Linked DNA regions of Mus musculus: region 2 is linked to region 1. Evidence: chromatin loops called from intact Hi-C (ENCODE). Cell type or tissue: gastrocnemius. All regions are shown on one strand. Links, peaks and the distances in the headings refer to the core of each region. The heading gives the core; the rest is flanking DNA.

Region 1 (8,340 bases), core at 187-8,186:
AAGCCACAGTTCATCAGGACTTGAATCTACATCACTTGACTCTCAGATCACTTATCTATGGATTTGTACAAGCTGCTAAACATCTCATCAACTCGCAGAAGCCTATCTTACAGTCTAGGAGGCAACAGAATATCCGGGGTTATAATTCTTGAGGTTATCAGGAAATTGGACTCTTTGAAACCATTCTTTAACCTTGAGCAAAAAGGTGAAGGCTGTCTGCTTTGATAGATGGACGGTGGAGGAAGTATCCTTTGATTCAATGGGCAATTTGTAAATATAAAACAGTTGCTGGAAAATTTTATTACAGATGAGCCATCTCCTCCCTTATAATGTTTGCTTTTCTTTAATGCAATTTAATTCGAGCAGAAAGGCTTGGGAGGGCACACATGCAACGTTAAGGAGAAGTTACTGGAAACGAGACATACGGAATGAGAAAATCGAGCCATAGATTTGGAACAGGGGAGTACTGAGTCCGTCTGCCCAGCCCTGGGCTGTGCCCACGGGAAATTGAATTCAGAGCTCCTACTGCATCATAAATCCAGGGCAGCTGGCAGCAAGCCAAGGGAGACTAACGCTCAACTGCACGGGCATCTGACGCCAGACTGGCCAACCCCTGTACTAATGCTTTCTGAGAGCCGAGCCCCAGCTGTGCCGGACTGGGGTTAGGGTTCAACAGCATCACTATATTCATTTACCAACCTAATACTTTGTTAATTCTAAAATGCATCCAATCCGCAGGAAAAATGAGACTCCATTATTATTATACACCCAAAAGATAAAAGGCTGGAATTACCCTAACATTCTGAGGGTAAAGAAGGGAGGAGGTGGGGGTGGGGAGAGTCTTCTCATGGGCTCGTTTTCAGATGATGATGATGATGACTTCAGACAGAGACTCACTAGGTAGCCCTGGCTAACTTGGAACTCACTAAGCAGACTAAACCCACTAAGATTCTGTTGAGATTGGCTTGCTGTGGTCAAAGGTATTCGCCACCGCACCCAGTTTTTATTATTTTTAAAATAAACACTTAAAAAAAGATTTATTTAGCTGGGCATGGTGGCTCATCCTTTTAGCTCCAGCATTCAGGAGTCAAAGGCAGGAAGATCTCTGAGTTCAAGGTCAGCCTGGTCTACAGAGAAAGAGTTCCATGACATTGATGGCTATGCAGAGAAACCCTATCTCAAAAAGTTTTTTTAAAATTTTATTTTGTGTGTATCAGTGTTTTGCCCGCACATATATGTGTGCACTACAAGCATGCCTGATGTGGGTGGAGGTAAGAGTGTGCCAGATAACCGTCATATGAGTGCAGGTGCCCTTGGAGGCCGGAAGTATTGGATCCTTTTTGTAGTCATAGTTACAAGGGTTCTGTGGGTGCTGAGAACCAAACTCTGATTCTCTTCAAGAGCAGCGAGTGCTCTTAACAACAGAACTACATCCCCACACAATTATTACTGTGTGTATGTCATGTGTGGACGCCCACGCATGCTGCGGTCACAGTAAAACTTTATAGTCAGTTCTTTCCTTCTGCCTTTAAGTGGGGGCCACTTGAGCCAATCATCAGCCTTCCTTTTCAGATAGTTTCTCACTCCCTACTCTATGCATTTGCGAGTCGCAGCCCTTAGCCATCAGGTTTTGTAGAGCAGGGCGTCCTCGTGCTCCTGATAGACCCGGCTTCCTCTCCAGGATGCTCTAGAGGGGCAGACAGGAGGTTCGAGGGAGAGTGCTGCGCTGCAGGATCCAAGTCTCCTAGCTAAGCAGCTACTGCAGCTACTGCAAGGCCGGGCGGAGTCTGGTGGGCGGGACCGCTCGGCGTCTAGGCTCCGCCCACACCGACAGGGGAGGCGTGGTTTTGTGTCACGTGATGGCGCCGGAGCAGTGAGGCTCCGCCCGGCCCTCCGTGGAGGCCCGGCCGCGACCCGGGCCGCGCTCGCTGAGGAGCTCTCCGGTTCTCCCCGCGACCACTTCTCTTAGTCCCGGCGTTCAGCCCAGTCGCTCCCGCCGGCTCCGGGCTCGCCGGCTGGCGGGGAGTGGCCTCAAAATGGACGAAGGCGGTGGCGGTGAGGGCGGCAGCGGTGAGTGATGGAGGTGTGGCCGGCTCTCTGGGCGGCCCTGAGGCCGAGGGTCGCGCTGTTGAGAGCCCAGGCTTGAGACGTGGGGCCGGGTGTCGGGTGGGGTGGCGGCGACCGTGGGGAGGTGCGCGGGGTAAGGCGGGGACTCGGGCTTCGCTGCCCTGGTGAGAGGACATGTCGGAGACCGCGGGGTCGTCGCCCAGCGCGGTCGCGGGTCGCGGGTTCGAGGCCGGGGTCTCCGCAGCACAGCTCCAGGTCGCCTTTCTGAGATGGGGCCACTCTGCGGGGCGACCTTCCCAGCGTCTCATTGCCAAGGGCGTCCACGCCCTCCCTAGCCCAGCTGTTTCGGACGGGCCCCTCTCCTTTTCAGCTCTCCTCAGGTGTCTGGAGCTTGGGAGCTCCTGGATGGGGAGGGGAAAGTTTTCAATTTGGAGGACTCGGAGGGCCCGGAGGGTGGGGTGGATCGGTCGGGGGAGAGGAGGAAGGTTGGAAGTCATGACCACGTCTCTGATTTTTAGATCAGAAGTACTCATTGGGAATGGCTTAAAGGACATGAGGGGCAGGCAGCTCCAGTCCAGGTCTGAGTATGCATTTTTTTATCAAATAGAAAAGAAAAAATGCTACAGAGAAGGGGTCGGGTGTAAAAATAAAAAGGGGGCCAAATAGCACAAATGATAGAATCATTGTCTAGCATGCCCAGGACGCTGAGTTTGATCCCCAACACCACCAAATGGAAAATATAATTAAGAAATTAAAGGGGTCAGGTGGGATTCCTTTAAAGCCGAGGGTGGGATGCGGGAGCCACAGCAGCGAGACTGTTAGACTCCTGGACAGGTGCCTGTGACAGACACCCTTCCAGAGGTGGGCTATCAGTTCTCCGTGTTGCTCAGGCTGTATGTATGTGCCTGACTTTGAGTTCCACCCTGCTGCAAATGAGCCGGTTGCAAATTACTCAACGGAGTACAGATTCCTGTTGTGTCATTTCATGAATTTGGTTTCCCAAAACATCAAGAGTCACCGTTTGTGGAGTGGGACTTTACTTGAAGTAAGCAAAGGGTTAATAATGTACCCGTCATTTTTTACCCAAACACCCCAAGTTGAAGCTGTCTGGACTTTGAGGAACGATCTTCCTTTTTTGCTGACAGAATGATCAGAATCCCATGTAATAAGGGAGTGTTTAGGGGGAAAAAGAAGTCTTAATTACAGGCTGCTGGAGCAGCTGCCTGTAAGAATCAGCAGTATTGAAGACTTCCTCGTGAAGTGGTTAATCAAGGTGCCTTCTAGAATTCCAGAGCTTCTCAGATTTTTTTTTTTCTTCCCTGTGAAAGAGACGAAGTGGCTGGGCTGTAGGAAGTTGGCACTCCTCGTGGCATTTGCCAAGTTCAGTTCTCATAGTAAAAGCCAGGGGTAGCACAGTGGCATCGAGTGGGTGTTTTGTTTATGAAAAGAAAGAACCCAGTTGCAAACCCTCCTACATACCGGCTGCCGGTCTGGAGGCACTGGGTCCCTGAGGATGCCTTGCCTTTCGCCTATAGCACAGTCTGACATTGTCGTTTAGAAAAAAAGACAGTGGCAATTTGACATTGGGATCTAGGAAGCTAGCTGAGCTGGCGATTGCTCTGCAGGTGCTACACAGTCTGTTGAGTCAACACGTGGCTGAGCTGAAGGTAAAAGCAGATACAGTGGGGAAAACTTAGAAACCAGTGTGTTTCAGCAGTTCATAGAATTTAGAAGTATAGTAAAGGTCAATATTAAAGTGTCAAAAAGGCTTAAAGCTATCTCTGGACTATCAATATCTCTGGGTATATCAATATACCAGAGGATGTTAAAATTAAAAAAGATGTTATATTCAATGATACTGTATTCCATGGTAAAAAGTTTAAAAATGAGAAACAGTAACGGCTGTCAGGTAAGATTACTTCAGGGAGACATTACAAGTAATGCGGACAGCTGGAGTTGACTCTTGGGGAGCCACATGGGAACTGACGCCCACAGTTGTCTTCTGACCTCCTTAGGCAAGCAGCAACAAGCTTGTGCACACACACAATCTTAAAAAGTAACCAAGAATAAGCAGTTATTTTGTACATTCTGGTCTAAACAGTGTAAAGACTGCTATCATTATGGATTTTTCTTGAATAATAACACATGCTTTCAAATTTGAAAAAAAAAACCCTCAGCTTATGAAAGATGTGGATATTCTAAACATACAGGGTGATTTAATTCACCTTCCTGGAACATTTGACAATGAAGAGATTTATTGATTTTTTTTTTTCTACTGAAATGCCAGACAGTGTGCTATATGATAGGAAACAGCTTTTTAATTTTTATTGATTTAGCTTATCAAAAAAAATCTTTCCTCCTCACATTATGGAAAGATACTTAGGGATGCTTTTGGCAGTCTTAGAGCTTCGAACCCAGTGAAAATCTCTCACAACTTAAACATGTGAGTTACTGTATACTTACTGTGTGAACTTGGTGGCCTCTGTGTGACCCTTTATCTGTGGAGATTTGAAGTTCACATAGAGTTCTTGTAGTTATCCCATTTCCATTTTCAAAACAGCTGCTTTGCTTAGAGAAAAGATTTTGTTTTGTTCTGTTTTGTTTTTGTTGGCCCTTTGATAAAACTGTTGCAGTTGCAGGCAGTTACAAAGCATAGCATTATTTGGCATATCATTAGAGTATAGGAGAGCCTTTAATCTACATCTGGGACCCCTGTTTCAGCTTTCTTAGAAGATTAAAAAAAAAAAAAAGCTAAATTTATTCAAATAGACCAAAAGTGATTGGAAAGATTTTCTTTATTGTTACTGTGTTGATCAGGCAAAAAGGACTTCAGAAATTGTAGTTTTTATAACTGAACTTTTTGTCCAGGCTTGAATTATTTGTTCTTTGCCGTGTGCGATAAGGAAAGGATGGCGCAGGAATGGCTGGAGGGCGGTTACCAGGAGGAACGAGTGGGGGTACAAGATTACAGGAACACATTGTTCCTTGTAGTGTGTGCAGAGTGTAGTTAAGGTGTTTTCCCTTCCAGAGTATCTAGCACAGTTCTTGAACTAGGCCTCTACTGGCTAGTTTGGCCTTGTACCGTTGCCAGATGCATGTTTCTGAATGTGCCGCTGGGACCGATGAGGTGATGGGTCTGACTTGTACCCGCTGCAGCTCCCGTCTGTGTGGGTGCAGGCGCAGTTTGTGCTCAGGCGCTCTGAAGTTCAGGGAACTCAATAACCAGGAAAGCAAAGCTGGGTTGAGAGCACCACTTTGACCTATCAGTCAAGTGCTAAGCCTGAAGTTCGAAAACACTGTTGGTAAGGCCTTTAGCCTTTGCCGGCGGCACTGCAAATTAGTCACAGCTCTCAGGAAGGGTTAATGTACCCTGCCTGGGTCCTGTTGGCTCAGATCTGTTTCTTGCTCTTGCCTTGGGGAGGGACCGTGACCTGCAGGTGTATTTCCCAGACATTCTGTGAGTGGTCTTGCCGGCTGGGTTTGGCCAGTGGGAGCTACTGGGGAGTTTGGAAGCTGAAGGAAGGAGAACCTAGGTTCTCGGGTAAGGTTCTTGCCCCAGGCCGCGTCTCTGCAGCTGCTCCTCCTTTATTCTTGCTCCTGCTCCTGCCACAGGGTCTCTGCTTCTAACTCCTGGCTTTCCTAAGCTCCGAGCTCTGGAAATGCCTTCTGTCTTCAAACTCCCAACAGAAGGGAGATCTGGTGGCTCCTCCTGGTCTCTGCGTTGTCTTACTGTTTCCTGTTTTTCTGTCACATGCGTAACCAATTCCCTAGGCCAATTTCCCTCTACTTCAGAGCCTTAAAGAGATGGCTGTTTACCCTGTTTAGACCCTGATATCTATGGGAAATGCAGGACACTATCTTTTAAAATCACACTGTAAGTCCTCAGACCCAACTGTGCAGTTCTAGGAATTTAATGTGGGAATACATTTGTGTTTGTGTGAGGCAATAAAAGCAAAAGATTATTCATTGCCTTGAATGTCTTATCAGCATAAGACTCGGGAGAATAAATTCTTAATATAGGGGATGGTGACTCCGAAGCTACAGAGTTGAGGAAAGAGGCAACTGAGTTGATACAGACACACCTCCATGATGTTTTGCTAAACTACAGAAGCAAAGTACGAAAATATAAATTGTGTGCTAGTTTCTGGGTTTTGTTTTTTTTTGTTTTTTAAGGAAGTGCTTGTAGATGAATGAACATTTTCTGGAAGGTTAAACAAAGAACTAAGAACAATGATCACCTGTTCAGACAGGTTGATGAATTTAGACAGGAAGGAAATGTTTGATTCTCTGCCTTTTTATTTCTCGAAATTGGATAAAGTTGAAATAAATCTGTCCGCACCATGCTAAGATTAGAAAACAAGTTCTTGGGAAAAGTATTATTCTGTGCTAGTCAAAACCGCCCCCACCTTCTTTTGTTGGGCACAGGGGATATCTCTAATTCTTGTGCTTGAAGGCTGAGGCAGGGGACTTGCAAAGAGTTTAAGTCCAGCCTGAAGTACAGAGTGGGTCCTAAGGACAGTGTGGGCTACAGAATAAATCCTTCTCAAAACAAAACAAACAAAAAACTATCTCTCCGAAACCAGGACTGGTGGGACACACCTTTAATCCCAGGACAGAAGGCAGAGGCTGGTGAATTTCTATGAGTTTGAGGTCAGTCTTATATACATAGTGAGTTCTGGGTCAGCAAGGACTATGTAGAGAGAACTTGTCTCAAAAACAAAACAAAATATAACCCAAGACAAAACTCTCAAAGCAAGCAAAAAATAAAATACACACCGTCCCCTACAAGAGAAAGGAAGACATCTCCTTTTACAAAGAGATTTACATCTTAAAACTTCCTTTTTTGAGGAAATTAATGTAAGATAAAATACTTACTAAGTATAATAGAGTATGTACCCTGCATGCATTCACCAGTAACCACTCTACTCTTGAGAATGTATGGTGGGACAGTGCTTTGATATTATGCGTTGAGCGGGCTCTAGCAGTAATTCAGGTTGTGATATGGTCTGTATCAAGTGGCAGTTCCTATGCTTGCCACAAGGGCGGCCATCACAAGTAAGGCAGGCGAGCTTCCTGTGTTCATGGAACTTACGTTGGCATGGCGAGACAGATTTAAAAGGTAACTAGATTTCTAAAATAATCAAAAATTATTCTAAATGACTTGAAAGACATGAAGAGATGACCAGAAGGGTGTTGGAGGTAGGGCATGGAAGGTGGGGGAGGTGGGAGAAAGCCATTGGCCTAGACAGCCTCTTGGAGGAAGGACTCCCTCAGGGTCAGCCTGAGGGGCTGGTGAGCCAGTGTGTGGTGTTACTCACAGTGCAGGAAGTCCATTTCAAACAAGACAACATCATTACATTTATGTTTCAATCATTTTATCTAATGTTTATACAATGCTCTTTGTCAGGTCCTGTCTTTTGTGCTTTCCATATCTTGATTTACTACACTGCCAAGTATTACTAGCTACAGACAGAAAAGTGGAGGGAGAGGGGAAGCTAAGTAGTTTGTTTCAAATGTCACAGCTGCTGAGTGGTGGAGCCATGCCTGACTTTTATCTGTGTTCTTGTTTGAGTCTGTATTCTTTCTTCCTTCCTTTCTTTTTTTTCTTAAGACAGGGTTTCTCTGTGTAGCCCTGGCTGTCCTGCAACTCGCTCTGTAGACAGAGATCCGCCTGCCTCTGCCTCCCAAACACTGAACTAAAGGCAGGCCCTGTCACAGCCTAGCTTGAGTCTGTAGTATGTTTTTGGTTTTTTGTTTTTTATTTTTTTTTTGGTTTTTTGAGACAGGGTTTCTCTGTGTAGCCCTGGCTGTCCTGAAACTCACTCTGTAGACCAGGCTGACCTCGAACTCAGAAATCCGCCTGTCTCTGCCTCCCGAGTGCTGGGATTAAAGGTGTGCACCACCATGCCGGGCTGTATGTATGTTTAACCATTGCCCACCTTGCCCTTTTAGGAAAGGTGTTCCTGGGTCCCAGTGAAGAATGGGTTGGAGGAAGAACCAGGGATGTGGGCACAGTGAGGAGCTTGTCGTGGTGCAGGTGACAGTCAACATCAGCTGCAGGATTGGGGAAGCAGTGGTAAAGGGGTGAAAGACCATGGGATTTGTCTCCATACAAAGCTGCGTGCTCTGGAGGCCGAGGCCGAGGCAAGCAGGCATCTGTGAGTTCCGGGCCAGCCTGGTCTGTAGAGTGAGACCGAGATTCAGAACAGACAGACAAACCATCGTGCACAATACATAATGTCTCCATCTCTCAGAATTAGTATACTAGCTGTT
Region 2 (8,340 bases), core at 216-8,215, 57 kb before region 1:
AAGATCAGACAGGAACCTTTATCACAGAGTTCTAAATCATGGAGACCCATCCTCAAGGGCTAGCGTCCGGATGCCGCCTGCCTCCGCTCACCTCTGGCCATCTGATGGAAGTGGAGGCCTGTAGGCTACGCCTTCCACTTCTTGTAAGCCTTGCTTCAGTCATGAAGAGTCTTGCTTGCCATTTCTGCACTGTACTGACTCGGCCAGAGGTCCCTTCTCACGTGTCCCCCTCCTTCCGCCCGAGTTGCAGTTTTTAATGGAGGCACTTTGGAGAAGTTGCAATATTAAATTGAGGATAATTTACAATTACAGAAGAGTCTGAAGCTTTCCTGCCGACAGAACACAGACAGCAAACGAAGCAATGAAGCATTTTCCTTTATACCGGCCCAGGACTTGTGATTTCTTTTACATTAAGATTTTCTTCCAAAGTGACCCTCCCTCCTTCTGTGGTTTGGTAACTTTAATAAAGGTCATTTAAAGAGTGGACATTTTACAGCCTCCCTACCCAAGACAGAGTTAAAAACAGCCATGGGAGAGTTGGGGGACCCTGACTGTATATGTCATTTATATTGTGTCCTAAATTACTATGCCATGGGCTATTTTAGTGTTTTGGGAAAATAATAAAATCTGTTCTTTAGCATAATAAATATGTTTTATTTTGTGTGTGTGCGTATGTTCTCCTTATCTTTTCGTTAATGTCGTCGTCTTCCTAGGATTTCAGCATCTTTAGCAGTGAGTGAAAGGTTGCTGGTGAAGACTTAAGAATCAGCTCAAAGAAAAAAAAACCTAACACAAAGATGGGTTTGAAGTTTTCCTCCTCCCTCTCCCTCCTCTTCCCTCTCCTCCCTCCTCTTCCTCCCTTTCTCCCTGCTCCCTCCCTCCCTGCCTGAGCTCCTGTCCCCCTCCCTCTCTCCAGGTTATGAAATAGTGCACTATAGCTGGTTAATGTAGCACACTCAGCACACAGGAGACCTGCGGCATGAATCTCGGGCTAGCCTGTGCTGCTGATTCATGAGTTCAGACACAGCCTGGTTTAGGAATTGAGTGCTAGGCCCACTTGGATTACAAAGCAAGTCTGTCTCAGGAAACAGAATAAGGGGCTAGAGACATGGGAACCTGTTTTCTGTTCAAGCTTGACCTGAAGTTGATTCCCAGAACCCACTTAGGACAGCCCAGTGTAGCCAGGACTCGGAATGGTTGTGTGTGTGTGTGTGTGTGTGTGTGTGAGTCCCTAGAGCTTATTGGCCGGCCAATCTAGCCTAGTTGGTAAACTCCAGGCCAGTGAGAGGGCCTGTCAGGAAAGAGATGATGTCTGTGGAGGAGGAGAGTGGCAGCCAAGGCAGATGTGGCCTACACACACCTGCGTGTGAGCCTCTGGGTGTGCAGCGTGCCTGTCAAGCAATCATCTCAGGTTGCATATGGCCACACACTTGTGATCCCAGCACTTGGAAGGCAGAGAAGCAGGAGTGTTAAGAGATGAGGGCTAGCCTGGGCTATATAATGAGACTATCTCAAAATACTAAGAAAGCTGGGCATGGTGGCTCACACCTGTAATCCCAGCATTCAGAAGCAGAACAAAACAAACAAAAATCCAGGCATGTGACTTCAAAGAAGGCCTTTTATATAAACATTTGAGACATAGTACAGAAATATGGTGCTTCAGAACTGGCTGGCTGGTGAACGTCCATAATCCTAGCATGCTTCAAGCAAAACTTATGGGGTGGGGTGTGTGGTTGTTTCATATATGAGTTTGAGGCCAGCCTGAGCTATGTGACAAGGCTATCTCCCCACCTGCCCCCAGATGAAGTTTCCATAGAACATGTAGCTTTACCTGGCCTTGAGCTTGCTGTATTCAGCTGTGGGTGCCCTTCAACTCACCCTTTACTCCCTGAGGGCTGGACTGCAGGCGTGCACCATCCCACCTGTCTGATGTGATGCTGGGGATGAGTCACAAGGTGGCCCGCACGCTAGGCAAGAACTCAATCCGTAGGTTTCTCTGCGGGTCCCCAGCCCCCACGGTTGCTCCTCTGAAGGGCTGAACAATTAAGTGTAGCAACTATGCCAAGTAGAAAGCGCTGGGCTTGTTATTCACATCTGGAAATGGTGATTTCCTTTCTTTAAAACAATTGGGGTGAATGATGAGGCCTTGAAGCCATCGGGGCGGGGGGGGGGGGAGGGTTCACGGCTGTGGAGAGTAACGAGTAAATTAAATGTTCGTGTGTGAATCAGGTTGGTAAAGAGTGCTCAATGGGAAAAGACGCTTCCTAGCCAAAGAACCTGAATTCCCACGGTGGGAGGTGAGAACCAGTTCCTGCCTGTTGTCCTCTGACCTCCATGCACAGATAGTACGTGAATAAATAAATAAACACAGTGGGTGTAGAGAGAACCCACAGTGCAGTTCTGTTATGTGGGGTCAGAGCAATCAGCCTATAAATTTGAGTATCCAAGGATTTACACTTAAGTTGTATAATACATGGCTTGTGCCTATATATAAAATCAAGTCACATAAGAACGATATTTATACACAAGTATTTTTGAAGATCATATGTTATAGATTACATAATATATATAACTTTATCATATTACATATATGCATAATATGTATAAGTGCTCACTCTTCATGCACACCAGAAGAGAGCATCAGATCCCATCACAGATGGTTGTGAGCCACCATGTGGCTACTGAGAATTGAACTTGGGACCTCTGGAAAAGCATCCAGTGCTCTTAACCTCTGAGCCATCTCTCCAGCCCCTCAAGTATTTAACAATTTTTTTTTTGTTGTTGTTGTTAAACATTGGTTTTGTGGATGAGTGTGTGTGTTAAATAGTGCTAATGTGGAAGTCACTATATAATGTGTACATTTGTTACCAGAACTCAAGAGGCCTTTAGTTTGTACTTCAAGCTCAACCTTTCATTAAAGAGCTGTATATTTGTACAGTAAAAATTTGAGCCGGGCGTGGTGGCGCATGCCTTTAATCCCAGCACTTGGGAGGCAGAGGCAGGAGGATTTCTGAGTTCGAGGCCAGCCTGGTCTACAAAGTGAGTTCCAGGACAGCCAGAGCTAGACAGAGACACCCTGTCTCGAAAAACAAAAAAAAAAAACAAAAAAAAAAAATTTGAGGAAGGAAGCCAGGCACATGAGAGATAGAGGCAGGTGGATCTCTGTGAATTTGAGGCCAGTCTGATCTATATAGTTCGAGGCTAGCTTAGACCATATAGTGTCCCTGTCTCTAAATAAATAAATAAATAAATAAATAAATAAATAAATAAATAAATAAATAAATAAATAAATAAAGAGTTTTCTAAAAGAGTTTTCATTACAGGTTGTGTGTGTGTGTGTGTGTGTGTGTGTGTGTGTGTGTGTGTGTGTGTGTGTGTGTGTGTGTACGTGTACATGTACACCCATTGCACAGAGGTAGAGTCCAGAGAACATCCTCTTGTACATATGAACTCGGGCTTGGTGGCAAGCACCGTTACCTGCTGAGTCATTGCACCAGCACAGCTTGTTTTCAAAGTTGTTCAGCAAAGATAAAGCTCATAGGATGGTGAGCTTTAAATTCTTGCTTTATGAAGCTCATTAAGACACCGTGCTTTTGAGGCAGGGTCTCCTATAGTCCAGACTGGGCCCCAACTCCCTATGCCTCCAACAATGGTGACTACAAATCCAGACAGGCATGAGACTCCCTGGGTCTGGAGTTACAGAGTCGTAAGCCTCCAGGTAGGTGCTGTGGCCTGAACTCGGGTCCTCTGGAAGAGCAGCCAGTGCTGCTAACCACTGAGCCAGCTCCCTAAGACCTTAAAACAAACACAACAAAAAAACCTCTGTTGTCTTGGAACTCACTCTGTAGATGAGGTTGGTATATACTTCTCTCTCCCAAGTCCTGGGGTTGAAGGTGCGTGCCAGCACATCCAGCTCGGCATAGTTGTTCAAGGGGTCCCTGGGTAGCACGCAGGAGCCGTTGGGTTCAATCCACAGCAACTCAAATTGTTTTAGAGGATGGGCGTGTGTCCTAGTGGTTTCCTTTCCCAATGTCACACACGCAAAGATGTCAGTAGAAAATCTAACCTGAAGGGGAACTTCCGGGAGCCACAGTGCTTGTGATACCCCTGAAAGGTAGTGTGGATCAAGGAAGGTCCTTCATTTGGAGCTAGGAAGACAAACTTACCGTGTCTGTGCATGCAAGGATCAGACCTGCCAGCAGAGGGAGCCACATGTCCACCTAGGCAAATGAGCTGCTTTCCAAAAGCTTTCTCTTTAAGTGGTTAGTTTATTGAGGTCTCTTTGTCTACCTGTTTCTATCTTCTTCCCTTCCTGCCTCTCGTCTCCCCGCTTCTGTCAAACTATCAAACTCACATTTTATTCATTCATATATATATATATATATATTCATGAATATGAATTCATTCATAATATATATTCATATATATGAATTCTCTCATTCATATATGTATATATATGAATGAGAGAATTTCACATACACATATATACATATATGTATATTCATATATATGTGAAATTATATATATAATATATGAAATCTATCTATATATGAAATATATATAATATATATGAATATATAAAATTTTCATATATATTTCATATATATATATGTGAAATCTCACACACATGTATTCTTTTTCTATACAAACAATATGTAACTCTGACTGACCTGCATACTGAACCCACTGTATAGCCCAGGCTGACCTAGAACTCTTGGCTACCCTGCTTCACCCACCTGGGTAATGGGATTATAAGCATACATCCTCATGTCTGGCTTTTAAAAAATTGTTTTAAAGAGTATTTTGAAGCTGGGTGGTGGTAAGTCCATGTTTTTAATCCCAGCACTTGAAAGACAGAGGCAGGTGATCTCTGTGAGTTCAAGGCCAGCCTAGCCTACAGAGAGAGTTCTATGGATCAGCCCCATGTCTAGGTTTAACTCGCATTTGATAAGTTTCCCATTTGTATTATTTTTTATACTTGAAGTTACACTCCATAAGACTACATGGCCCATGATAATACATTGAATTGTGTGTACATGATATCCATCGCTGAAGACTGAACCCAGGGCCCTGTGGATGCTAGGCAGCCAACCTCCTGGGTCACATCTGTAGCCCCAGTGTACATAGATACTTGAGAAGCACTAGATTTTACATAGCTTTGCTTATTTGTTAAAACATAAGGAAGTGGATTACATATAGAACAGTTTGATAGAAGTTAAAAATGTGTTTTGTATAACAAATGAGACAACAAAATAGATTCATGGTTCTGAACTCAGGATTCTGTATGTTCTTTTTTGTTTTGAGAAATAGTTTTATTATTTTATCTGTGTGTGTGTGAGAGAGAGAGAGAGAGCCACGTTTGTGCAGGTTACCCGAGTCCAGTCCCCTGGAGCTGGAGTTATAGGTGGTTGTGAACCATTAGATGAGGGTGGAAACTGAACTGGAGTCCTCTGTAAGAGCTGCAAGAACCTGGAACCAGTGAGCCACTATCTCTCTAGTCCCATGAGAACGTGTGTGTATACACACACACACACACACACACATACACACATCACATAGAAAAGAATGAAAATTGCCAAATTAGAACAAGAATAATTTACAGCAGACAAGACTGAATCATGACAATATCATGATGATATGTATTATTTTTAAAGATTTTTTGGGGGGGGACTGGACTGGTGGTTCAGTGGTTAAGAACACTGGCTGTTCTTCCAGAGGACCCGGGTTCAATTCCCAGCACCCACATGGCCACTCACAACGGTCTGTAACTCCAGCTCTAAGGGGTCTGACACCCTCATACCAATGCACATAAAAGAAAACGAAATGAATTTTAAGAAAAAGATTTTCTTTTCATGTGCATGAATATTTTACCTGTCGTGCGTGTGTGGAGTGGCCACAGAGATGAGGAGCCCTGGATCCCTCGGAGTGGGAGTTACGGATGCCTGGGGACCACCACTCATAGAGATCTGGTACTGTGGAACAGCAAGCCATACTCTTAAAGCTGAGTCATTTCTCCAGCCGTGTGTGTGTGTGTGTGTGTGTGTGTGTGTGTGTGTGTGTGAACATGTGAGTGGTGCAGATGCCACTGAAGCCAGAGGTGTCAGGTCTCCTGCAGCTGGAGTTGGGGTCATTGTGAGGCCCCTGAAAGCGTTGGGACCACACTGCAGTCAGTCGTCTGGAAGCGCCACCATCGCTCTCCACCACTGAGCCATTGCTATGGCCCTTCATGAAATATTCCTAAGCTCTAGGAGTATGGCTCAGAGGGTAAACTGGCTTGCCACCAAGTCCGACAAACTTGGTTCGATCCTCAGAACCCGCATGGTGGAGGGAGAGAAATGTCTTCCCAAAGTTCTCTGGCTTCCACATCCACATGGATGCTGGCACAGGCACGTGTGCACCCCAAAATAACAAACAGCTCTATGAGTGTGAAAGGTTGTGGCCTGCTGCTTTCTTTTCATTCCAATGGCTTGCCATGATTCCTTGTGCATTTCAGTAGGTCCTTCAAGAGGAAATGTTTAATGATAAATTGGGATAATCAGAGTGTGTATAAATAGCTTGCAAGCTATTTAGTATCTCAGAGATGTTTTGAGCGCCACTTAGGACTTGTTCAAATAAAGCAGTTTGCTGGGATCAACTCCAGGCTTTCTCATTGTTAAATATTTCTGGTTTACCCTGTGACAGAACAATTCCCAGGGTAGCTATTTCCTGTCTTCTGCTTGGGTCTTGCATGCAATATTCAAAACTTGACTGATCTATTCTGCAAGATCACAAAACTTGGAAGTAATTTATTCTAGAAATTTGTGCCTTTGCACATTGTTCATAGCTCTACAAAGAAGTTTAAAATTTAATCCTATGTAATACATGTGTGTATATGTGCACAAATGTATGTGCACACACATGCATACTGGCAAGGGAACCACAGGGATAATACAGAAAGCAAATTTCCAGGGTGTAGGTTGTGGTTCATACACTGTCACTCGGGAGATAGGTGAACTCTATGAGTTCCAGGCCAGCCTGGGCTACAGAGTGAGATCCAGGACAACCAGAGCTACACCGTGAGACCATGTATCAAAACAAAGTAAAACAACAACAAAATAGCCAGGCACACTTCTTTGATGCCAGCACTCGAGAGGCAGAGGTAGACAGATCTCTGTGTGTTTGAGGCTAGCCTGGTCTTCCAGGACAGCCAGGGCTACACAGAGAAACCCTGTCTCAAAAAAACAAACAAAACGCAAACAACAACAAACCAGGCTTGGAGTAGCTTCTCTTTCACCATCTGGGTCCTGGGACTTGAACTGAGATCCTAAGACTTGGCTAAAATTACCTGAGCCCTCTGAGCCATCAAGCTGCTCCCCACAGTTTCTTTTCAGGTAGGGTCTTGTGTAGCCCAAGCTGTCCTGGAACTGGTGCCCTTCCTGCCTCAGCCTCCTGCGTACGGATTACAGGTGTATGCTGCCACATACACAGAGTAGTTAGCGACTCTTTTCTCAGGGTCTCGGTGACACAGGCTGACCTCAGACTCAGTCTGTGGCTGAGAAGGACCATACAGTTCTGTTGGGCTTGTTTCTGTCCCCTGCAGCTGAAGGACTGCACGCCATGTGTATGCTGAACTGGGAATGGGACCCAGGACTCCTGACAAACTAGGCAAGCACTCCAGCAACTGAGCCACACACTATACTCTGTGTATGATTTTCCTTTGGTCAAGGATGGAAAGGGTTAGTTAGCCCAGTCCTGGGCACCTAGGACACACTGTGAGTAACATTCACTCTGCCTTGTTTGTGTATCTCAAAATATATAGTCTTGGATCCTAAGCAATTTCAGTATCAAACGTTTTCAAAGCTTCTTTTTATCTTATGTCTTTTGAAACATTTCTTTTTTGCCCCTTTTCCTTCTTTCACCTTTTTATGATCTTAAAACGGGCGTGTGTTTGTATGTGTGTGTGTGTTGGCTGTGCATGTGAGTGTAGGTGCTTGTGGAGGCCAGAAGAGGGCGTTGGATTCCTGGAGAGGGAGTCACAGGCAGTTGTGAGCCACCCAACATAGGTGCTGGGAACCAAACTCATGTTCTCTGTGAGATCACTAAGTCCCTTAACTACTGAGCCATCTCTCCAGCCCCATCTTCTTCCTAAGCTCCTACACTCCACCCTGTTCGTGCTAGGTTAGGGTTCTACCGCTGAGCCATGTCCACAGCGCCTCACCAGGATATTCTGTGATATTCCAGGTCTGTGCTCCCAGCATCTGAAACACTGTTTTTCATTCTCCTGCAGCCCAAACGCACAACTTCCAGCAGTAGAGCCAAACACTCCAGATGAAACCCATATTCAGGTTTAAAACTTGACCT

The links. Hi-C counts contacts between places; a loop is a spot of excess contacts. Peaks named below come from ENCODE experiments on the same cell type or tissue, not always from the same donor. Only the 100,000 strongest peaks of a DNase experiment are listed, where the experiment ranks them.
Region 2: a loop joins it to region 1, with 3.0 times the contacts of the local background. A loop is called at or near these places in 6 of 42 quality-filtered maps.

What each region holds. Positions count from the first base shown.
Region 1 is chr5:143,620,604-143,628,943 of GRCm38, forward strand. It overlaps Cyth3 (cytohesin 3), which reads left to right and starts at 1,844. Exons shown (of 13, transcript NM_011182.4): 1 at 1,844-2,070. The coding sequence starts at 2,037. In gastrocnemius, for the core only: CTCF peaks have their summits at 3,451 and 7,102; DNase peaks (open chromatin) are centred at 557 and 1,839; H3K4me3 peaks cover 4,693 bases; H3K27ac peaks cover 5,014 bases.
Region 2 is chr5:143,563,863-143,572,202 of GRCm38, forward strand. It overlaps Fam220a (family with sequence similarity 220, member A), which reads left to right. Exons shown (of 2, transcript NM_133703.5): 2 at 1-669. Among named protein-coding and RNA genes, the nearest start is that of Fam220a, 19 kb to the left of the region's middle. In gastrocnemius, for the core only: CTCF peaks have their summits at 4,189 (motif pointing right) and 8,006 (motif pointing right); a DNase peak (open chromatin) is centred at 4,196; H3K27ac peaks cover 2,038 bases.